Linked DNA regions of Mus musculus: region 1 is linked to region 2. The links are chromatin contacts, found by Hi-C or POLR2A ChIA-PET in ENCODE. All regions are on one chromosome and are shown on one strand. The core of a region is the stretch at or near the end of the contact, and the rest is flanking DNA. Distances in the headings are between cores, read along the strand shown.

Region 1 (4,429 bases), core at 983-3,482, 240 kb before region 2:
GTGAGAGGCTCAGAAAACAAAAATAATACTGCCAGGATTAAAACCATGTGAAAATATATTAACAAGTTAAGACTCTTAGCAGTTTTCCAGACTTAATTAGAAATGAATAAAATGACATATAAAGCTGTTTGGTTACATTTCAAATCCAATTATTTGAAGTTTTACACATCTAAAATATGATAGAAACTTTAAATTTGTGAATGCTTATATCTATGACTGAAAAGTAAAATTTTTAAATCTATGTTTATTTCCATCTTTTTGTTTTGTTTTGTTTTGTTTTGGTTTTTTTCGAGACAGGGTTTCTCTGTGTAGCCCTGGCTGTCCTGAACTCACTTTGTAGACCAAGCTGGCCTCGAACTCAGAAATCTGCCTGCCTCTGCCTCCCGAGTGCCACCACGCTCCGCCTCTTTTTTTTTTTGAATTTCTTCTTGGTTTTACTCCCTGTCAGTTAGCACCTCACATACCTGCATAGAAAATTCATAGCAGATTTTTGCAATTAACAAAGCTTGAAAAAGCCCTTTTTAAAATGTGTGTGTATAAGTGAGCCTTCTCTCTTTATTCCATGTGGGACTGGAGACTGAGCTCAGTCATGAGGCTTGGCAGCACGTGGTGCTGTTCGTTACCAGCAGCACCACCTTGCTGTCCCTTTTAACATTTTTTTAAATTCAAGATCCTGTTTTTAAGACTTTATATTTTAGTTTCTGTTTTATTTATTAGATATATGCATAATATAAATATATTAGGATATATTTACATTCTAGTCCTTTGTATTTAGAATATCCATGTTTTAGACCAAGTGGCTATTTGACACATACACTAGTATAGTGAGTATTGAGTTTTTGGACCACTGTGTTTCTAGCACACAGATGTCTTTAGTGTATCATAATGAATGTAAATCACTTGTGAAAAACTAAAATATCACAGTATATATTTCTACTAGTTATAAAGCCATACAAGTTATATATACAAAGCAAAATCTCTTATATTGAAAAAAATTGCCCCTCTCCTAAAAAATGCTTTTCTTTTTTACACTTAACCCCCAAATAAAAATGGTTTTTACAGTTTTTAGTTTAAGTGAAAGTTTATTTAATAGCATTAATTCTAAGGCAAAGACCTAAGTTTACTAGAATTATAAACCTTCAAAGCCACACTTTTCAGCAGACTTAAATACTAAGGAAAGTACAATTGTCTGCTGAAAATTCTATTTAAGAACTAGGGCTTTCAACACCAAGACATGCCAAATTACGTTTGGGTCTTTGAAAACCCAGCTCTTGGGAATGAATTCCAAGCCATGACTGTTGAAAACACACGTGCTTTAGTTTAGTAACCCATCTTATTGAAAAAAAAAAATGCATGCTTAACAGAGATGGGACATTTCTCGTTTACATACCTTCATTTTTGGAAAGCTAAAATGTTGCATACTGTGGCATACATACATAACCCATCTTTTAAAATACCACCTGGAAGTATAGTTTGAAATGCTTCATTTTCCTATATAGCCCTTAAATAAAATGAAAGCACTGCGCTGCCCGTCTTTAATGTTTGTTAAAAATGAAGGAAAAACTTTAAAAAATGACTTTGCAATTTCCAAATGCCCGCGCTCTGCAAACACTTCTCAAGCCAGCCTAGTATACTGTCTGGGTCAAGCTCGGTGACAGCAGGCCGAGCATTTGAGTTAAAGCTGCCTCTAGCCTGGGATACAAAGCCCTTCCTTTGATCCTTTTCTCGTTACTCTGCAGATGGAGGACCAACAAACAGAACGCATTCCTATCGATGGGCACACGTCCCTCTCTTCAGCAAAGCTCCCAGACGCTAAACCGAGGCCAGGCCGCAAGGCCACGCCGAGCCCTCAGGACGCCAGGCCCGGGCGGGTCAGGGAGGAGAGGCGAGGAAAAGGTTCTTCTATGCAAGCATGAGGCTGGGACTCCGGAACAAAGCGCCGGCCCAGGAAGACCAGGCGGCCCGGCGGCGCACACTCACTGGGCTCCCGGCGCTACGCAAGAGTCCCGCAGCGCGCCGGCCCGCCGCCCTTACGCCACTGGCTTGGCCCCAGAGCCTTCGCGAATATGGCTTTGCGCACTGCGGCGAGGCTGCGCCGCAACCGAGCTTGCCCGCTGGCTCCTCCCCGCCGCCCTGCGCGGATTGGTAGCGGACGGAAGCCCGGCTGCTGATTGGATAGCGAAGGAGCCACTCGGGGAGGCTCTAGTGGGTCGGCCGCCTCAGAGTGATAAGTTGGGCTTCAGACACGCCTCAGCGCCAGCAGCGAGCCGGAGCTCTATGGAGGTGGCGGCGGGTACCAGGTGGCGGCTGCAGCAGCTACTCCTCTGAGCTGAGACTTTCAAGCCGGCCGCGTCTCCTTCCTCCCCCTTCCCTCCCCCTTTTTTGTTTTCCGTTCCCCTTCCCCCTCCCTTCCCCGTCCCCGACGACCGGATCCAGAGGAGGCAGCTGCGGTGGCAGCTGCTGAGTTCTCGGTGAAGGTGAGTGGAGTCGCCGCCGAGCGGAGCCCTCTAAGATGGCCGCCGCCCCTGGCCGCTTCTTGTCGAGTGGAACAAAATGGCGGCCGCAGGCGGAGCCGGGCGGGGCGGCCTTTCCTCTGCCTTTGGGCTACTTAGAAATCTATGGCCTCCGCGCTCCTTCCTGTGTCGACCGAAGAGCTAGGCTGACGTGCGGTCGAGTGGCGGGCGCAGCCGGGATCCTGACGTGGGATCCGGGAACAGCGTGCGAGCGTGGCAGGCCTCGCGCCTCGGCGGGAGGGACGCGGCCCGCGGCAGGGCCCGGCCGTTGGCGCGGGACCAGCGAGGCGGACGAGTCCGGAGCCCGGCCTCCCGGCGGGGAGGAGGTGTGTGGCCCTACTGCGGGATGTCCCACTCGGGCGACGCCAAGAGCGAGTCTCGGTCCCTTTGTGGGCCTTGGCAGCCGAGGCGCTGTCAGCCGGGGGATTTATGGTGGAGGCGGCGGGTGGGCAGGAGGCCGCCTTCCTGCGGGAGAACAAAGGGCCGGCCCGGAGGGGGCGCCTCCCGCCCAGGCCTGGGCCCTCGCTAGACGCCGCTCGGAAGCTGAGCCAGCCTGGGCCTGGGGGAGGAACTCGCTGCTCTTTTGTTCGCGCGGAGTGGGGCGGAGGTGCCTGCTGCCATGTTGTGTTGTGGCCCCGGCCTTCCGGCGGCTTTCCACACGCGCCCTGTGTAAAAGGAAGGGCTTATAAAGACGAGCGGAGGAAAAGCTGCCCAACACCGGGTAGTGAGGCTCTGGCCGGCCTGTCACCACCCCGGCCACCCATTTTAGTACCGCAGACATATCCCTTGTAGCACCGCCGGTCTTGATAGCATTTCTGTTTAATTTTAAAGGCCCCATAATACGGCTGCTTCCTAGGCAGCATCCAGATTTTTTTTCATTTTATTTTTCTCACAAAAGCTGTTCTTTGCATCCTTGAATACTAAGAGAATCCACGGGGCTAAACAGGTTTTATTGTGTATTTGTGGGTTTTGACTTCGTTCTATTTTAGTCTTCTGAGGGCTGCAATGCAGTGAAAGTTCAACCAGCTGCAGTGCTGGGAGCGGAAATAAATTATATTTGAAAGTTTATAGCTCAGTATGGCAGTACCTAATTTTGGTGTTTTCTCTCTTTCCAGGCTTTTCATTTCTACCATCCCCTCCCCTCCCCACCCCATCCATTAATATTATTCTTTTGAAGATTCTTCGTTGTCAAGCCGCCAAAGTGGAGAGTGCGATTGCAGAAGGGGGTGCTTCTCGTTTCAGGTATGGTTTTGGGAGTGGGTAGTAGATACATTGGAGGGGGTGTTCAGAAAGGGCCAGTCATAAAAGCCTGGCAGTGGTGGCGCACGGCTTTAATCCCAGCACTTGGGAGGCAGAGGCAGGCGGATTTCTGATTTCAAGGCCAGTCTGGTCTAGAGAGTGAGTTCCAGGACAGGCAGGGCTACACAAAGAAACCCTGACTCAAAAAACAAAGTCGTTACCAATTCCCACTAATGTGCTGTGGTTCTAGAATAAAGAGTAAATGGATTACAGGGGTGGGGTGGGGGATTATTTTGTCTGAATGTATGTCTGCATACATTTCTGTGTACAGTGTCAGAAGAGGGCATCAGATCCTCTGAGACTGGAGTTGTGAGCTGCCATGTGGATGTTAGGAACTGAACTGCTTTGAATATCTGAGCCATCTCTAGCCTCCAGTTCACTTTCTTTTAGGCCAAAGTTCACTTTGTTACGCAGTTTCTAAAATATAAATAGGTTCCCTTCCAAGTGAGGCATAATTGGTATAGTAAAAATTTTCTTTTGAATAGTGCTTCTTCGGGCGGAGGAGGAAGTAGGGGTGCACCTCAGCACTATCCCAAGACTGCTGGCAACAGGTATGGTAAAACTTGTAAAGACAGTTAACTTAAAACTGTCGATTTGATTAAAGACTTCCATGCTAA
Region 2 (4,385 bases), core at 1,511-4,010:
TATAATTCTTATGATCTATCTATCTATCTAATTTTCTATAAACATTTTAACACTTTTATTATATGTAAGATAAACATTACTACAGAATAACCTTATGACAGAGGATGGTTAATCATGTATACTTTGTGGTTGATTTGGATAAGAATGGACCCCACAGGTTTGCATCCCCAAAGGAGGAACAACAATATGATCTAACCAGTACCTCCAGAGCTCCCTGGGACTAAACCACCAACCAAAAAAATCACATGGTGGGACTCATGGCTCTAGCTGCATATGTAGCAGAGGATGGCCTAGTCGGTCATCAATGGGAGGAGAGGCCCTTGTCCTGTGAGGGTTCGATGCCCCAGTATAGGGGAATGCCAGGGCCAGGAAGTGGGAGTGGGTCTGTTGGTGAGCTAGGGGGGAGGGTGAGGGGGTTTTGGAGGGGAAACCAGGAAAGGGGATAACATTTGAAATTAAAATAAAGGAAATATCAAAGAAAAAAAGAAGAGTCATATGGAAGAAAAAAAAAGAATGGCCCCCATAGGCTCTTATATTTGAATGCTTAGTCATCAGGGAGTGGCACTATTTGAATGGATTAGAAGGATTAGGAAGTGTGGTCTTGTTAGAGAGAATGTGCCACTGGTTTGAAGTTTGAAGCTTTGAGGTTTCAAAAGCCCACTCCAGGCCCAGGGTTTCTCCTCAGCCTGTGGGTCAGGATGTAGCTACTTCCTCTGCATCATACACGCCCTCATGCTCCCTGCCATGACGATGATGGACTAAGCCTCTGACCCTGTAAGCCACCCCCTAGTTAAATCCTTTCTTTCATAAGAGCTGCCATGGTCATGGTGTCTCTTCACAGCAACAGAAAGTGACTAAGACATATGTTTAGGTAACACTATTTAATAAAATAGTGATCTTATTTTGTTTACCATCTGGGTTCTTCATTATGTTTATGCAAACATAAAAAGGAACTTGTTATGCTAAGCAGCGGCTGCCTAGACTGGTCATTAATTATTTTAATATAACTACCACGTTATATCACCTTGGTCTTGCAATCTCTCCTTTATTTCAGTCTTTGTGGTGCTCACTATAAAAAGGAATACAGGTCCCACTTTATAAAACTGTGCTTTATGGAGACTATTTTTTTTCTGACTGGGCTCAGGTTAGACAAAGATATGAACCTTTAAAACATGAAGCAGCTACATCTTTACCCCATAACTTTTTGGGAATGTAGTTGGCATATACTAAACTATATATGAGTAAGGTGTACAATTTGAGAAGTTTTCATATTACATTCATGTCTGTGGTGTCATGCTCTAAGACAGTGAACATAGCCAATACCCTAAAATGTTTCTTCTTACCCTTTGAAGGTTTGGAGGACTTGTGTTTGAGTCTGAGCCAAGGCTTAAACATGCTAGGCAAGTGTTTTACCGTTGAGTCAGCCACCTCTAGTTCCCATTCTAACACTGTAGTGTTTCCTACCTGACACCACCCGCTAAGCAACCACTGATCTGATTTTGCCACTAAAGATTCCTGGGGGCGGGGGCTATTCTAGAAAATTTTTTTGGAAGGTCTATCTTCTTTCAGCCTAAGTATTTCAGGCTCATCCACATTGTTAAGTGTGTCAATCATGTATTCTTTATTATTGCTGAGTAATATTCCATTGTGTGACTTTATTTCAGTTGTTTTCCATTCACCTGTTGATATGTTGTCATAGGGTTTCTACTGCTGTGAAGAGACACCATGATCAGAGAAACTCGTATAAAGGAAAACAATTCATTGGGGCTGACTTAGAATTCCGTGGTTTAGTCCATAATAGTCATGGTGGGAAGCATGGCAGCACACAGGCAGACATGCTGGAGAGGTAGCTGAGAGTTCTACATCTGGATCAGCAGGCAGCAGGAAGAGAGAGTGACACTGGGTCTGACCTACGCATCTGAAAACTCAAAGCCCACCCCTAGTGACATATTTTCTCCAACAAAGCCTTATCTATTGCAGCAAGGCCACACTTCCTAATAGTGCCATTCCCTGTGGGCCTATGGGGACCATTTTCATTCAAACCACCACATCAGGTATCTGATGTTGGTGTACTAGTCTTCATGTGGATCTATTCTAGAAGCAGGATGACTGGACTATGTGGTTGGAATGTTTGTGCTTAGGTTTTAAAGAAATGGCCACAATCTCGTTCCACAATGATTGTATCATTTTACATCCCCAACAGACAATCTGAACAGATTTGTTCAGCATCTTTGTCAATATTTAATACAGTTCTTTTCATTTTAGCCACTGTGGTATTGTATTGATAATTCACTTCCCTTCTAATTTGCATAATGGTCTCAGACATCATTTCATGTGCTTATTTGCTATCCATAAATCTAAAAGGCTAGTCTAGTCTTTGGCCATTTAAAAAAATTGTGGGTTTTTTTGTTGTTGTTGTTGTTTTTTTTTTTTTTGGGGGGGGGAGGGGTAAGAATTGTGTATTCTAATTAGAAGTCCTTTGTTAAATATATTTTGCTTTTCCAAAGCCTGTGACTTGCCTCTTCATTTTTTTGTCCTTTTTTACAAAAGTATTTAATTTTATTGATTTCTATGTATGTGACTATTTTGCCTACAGGTGTGTGTCAGCAGCCTTGAGCTACAAAAACCTCCAAAGCCAACAGGGGGGGGTGGAGCTCCGTCTCCAGGCAACGCGCGAGGGCGTGGCCTTACGTCACTGAGGTGCGACTGGTTTGCGGGCCGCGCCGCTGCCGCCTAGCGGGTTTAGCTAAGCAGCAGCCGAGGCGGTGTCCCTGGTGCGAGGAGAGCGATGCCTTGAACTGGGTGAGCCTTGCAGCGCCGCCCCTTCGCTGTGTCCCTTCCCAGCCACTCCACGGTCCTGGAGTAGGGAGTGGAGGCCCGGGCAGCACCAGGGTGTGAAACCGGGCTTCAGAGGAGCTAGGGCCCCTTGTCAGGGCCTCGGCTGCGGGCTTTGGGCACCGATTCCTGGGCGGGTGGAGACTCTGGGTCCGCCTTCTCGGTGGCGGTGGAGACTCTGGGTCCGCCTTCGCGGTGGTGCTGAGGAGAGCTTTCAGAGATCAGCTCGAGCGGTTTTGAATCTTGGCGCTGGCGCACTGAGCAGTTTAGCTGTTGGTTAGCAGAGCAGGTGCGCCAAGGAGGGGCTGAGGGGCGGGTGCTGGGGCCAGGGCGGCAGGGTGGCCACAGGGCAAGGCTTCTGAGGGAGAGCCTGGGCCCGTGGTGTCGGCCAGCCCTCCTACTAAACCCGCCCCGGCAGTGCACCCGGGCCCTTGCTTGTCAAGCTAATTGCTACCTTTTGAGGACCGACATTAAAAAAAAAGTTTCCTTGCTAATCATAATTGTAGGGTAAGTTGCCTTCTGTGTGCAGTTTCATTACAAAACTGTGGGGTTACTGTTGTTGCAATTTGTCTCCAGCCTACCTTCATATTCTTCATATTCCGACCCAGCCCCATTTCCTGATGCCCAGCATTTCTTGTCCTTCTTCTGGAGTACATGTAGCTCCAGTAACACTCCCAGTTGCTTTTAATCCGTGCTTCTCAAACTAAGACCATCTTTTCCACACCCCCTTACCGTGCTTGCTATAGAATGAAATTCACCCTTTAGACTTTTACTTGGGCTTGAACTGTCACCCGACCAATGGTCCTGATAGTTGTCCTTGAAAAGTAATGCCTTCTGAATTCAGAGCCCTCAGGACTTGCGTGGATTTTGTTTTACCCCTTTTGTGCTGGCTGGTTTCGGTTTCTGTCTTAACATGATTGTGTTTTTCAAGACTATGTTATCTTTGTCATTTGGCGTAAGGGAACCATATATATAAGGGACATATAGGATAGATATTCTCTGAATATATCTAAATTCTTTTAACTAGAGGAAGTTGATTTCTCTTTCTAAAAAGGTAGAGAAGGTGCAAAGAGAATATTTTTCTTTCTAAGTCAGAGTGTACTTACTACTTGGTGTGTGCTTTGTCAGGCTGTCTATAATACTTGCCAATTTTCCAAGAATCCATGAAAGGATGAATGGATAATCTATAAGGAAAATTAACAACTGGTGCTATTAGAACTCCAGCACTTACTCAGTACTCTGTTTGTTTATAGGTTTTCAGGTTTTATTTTATTTTATTGAGATTTCTTTAGTTTTATTTCTCCTCCTTAATACCTTTGACCCCAGAACAGGCATTCTAGATTCTATACCGACTCTGACCAGCCTAATCATTGGATATCTGTATAAACTTAGAGTTTGTATAAATAGTGAATAATAAGTTAAGTAGTGTCATTCGAGCCCCAATTGTAGAACTTAGTATGTATTACTAAGATGGAAGATGGTACAAAATTTAACAAATTTCAAAGGTGCCTTTGATACCGAAGTCATTGTTGACTAGTCATCTGATGTGA

The links. A loop is a pair of places that touch in the nucleus more often than their neighbours do. ChIA-PET counts read pairs that join two places held with the same protein, here RNA polymerase II (POLR2A).
Region 1: POLR2A ChIA-PET joins it to region 2 with 12 read pairs in embryonic stem cell. The contact joins the promoter of Eif4g2 here to the promoter of Rnf141 in region 2. A Hi-C loop is called at or near these places in 1 of 37 maps with a recorded cell type or tissue (regulatory T cell). POLR2A ChIA-PET finds 5 or more read pairs at or near these places in 4 of 5 experiments (Patski and embryonic stem cell).

Annotation. Positions count from the first base shown.
Region 1 is chr7:111,080,833-111,085,261 of GRCm38, reverse strand. It overlaps Eif4g2 (eukaryotic translation initiation factor 4, gamma 2), which reads left to right and starts at 2,232. Exons shown (of 22, transcript NM_013507.3): 1 at 2,232-2,477; 2 at 3,629-3,755; 3 at 4,298-4,363. The coding sequence starts at 3,715.
Region 2 is chr7:110,842,756-110,847,140 of GRCm38, reverse strand. Rnf141 (ring finger protein 141) reads left to right here and starts at 2,760. Exons shown (of 6, transcript NM_025999.3): 1 at 2,760-2,802.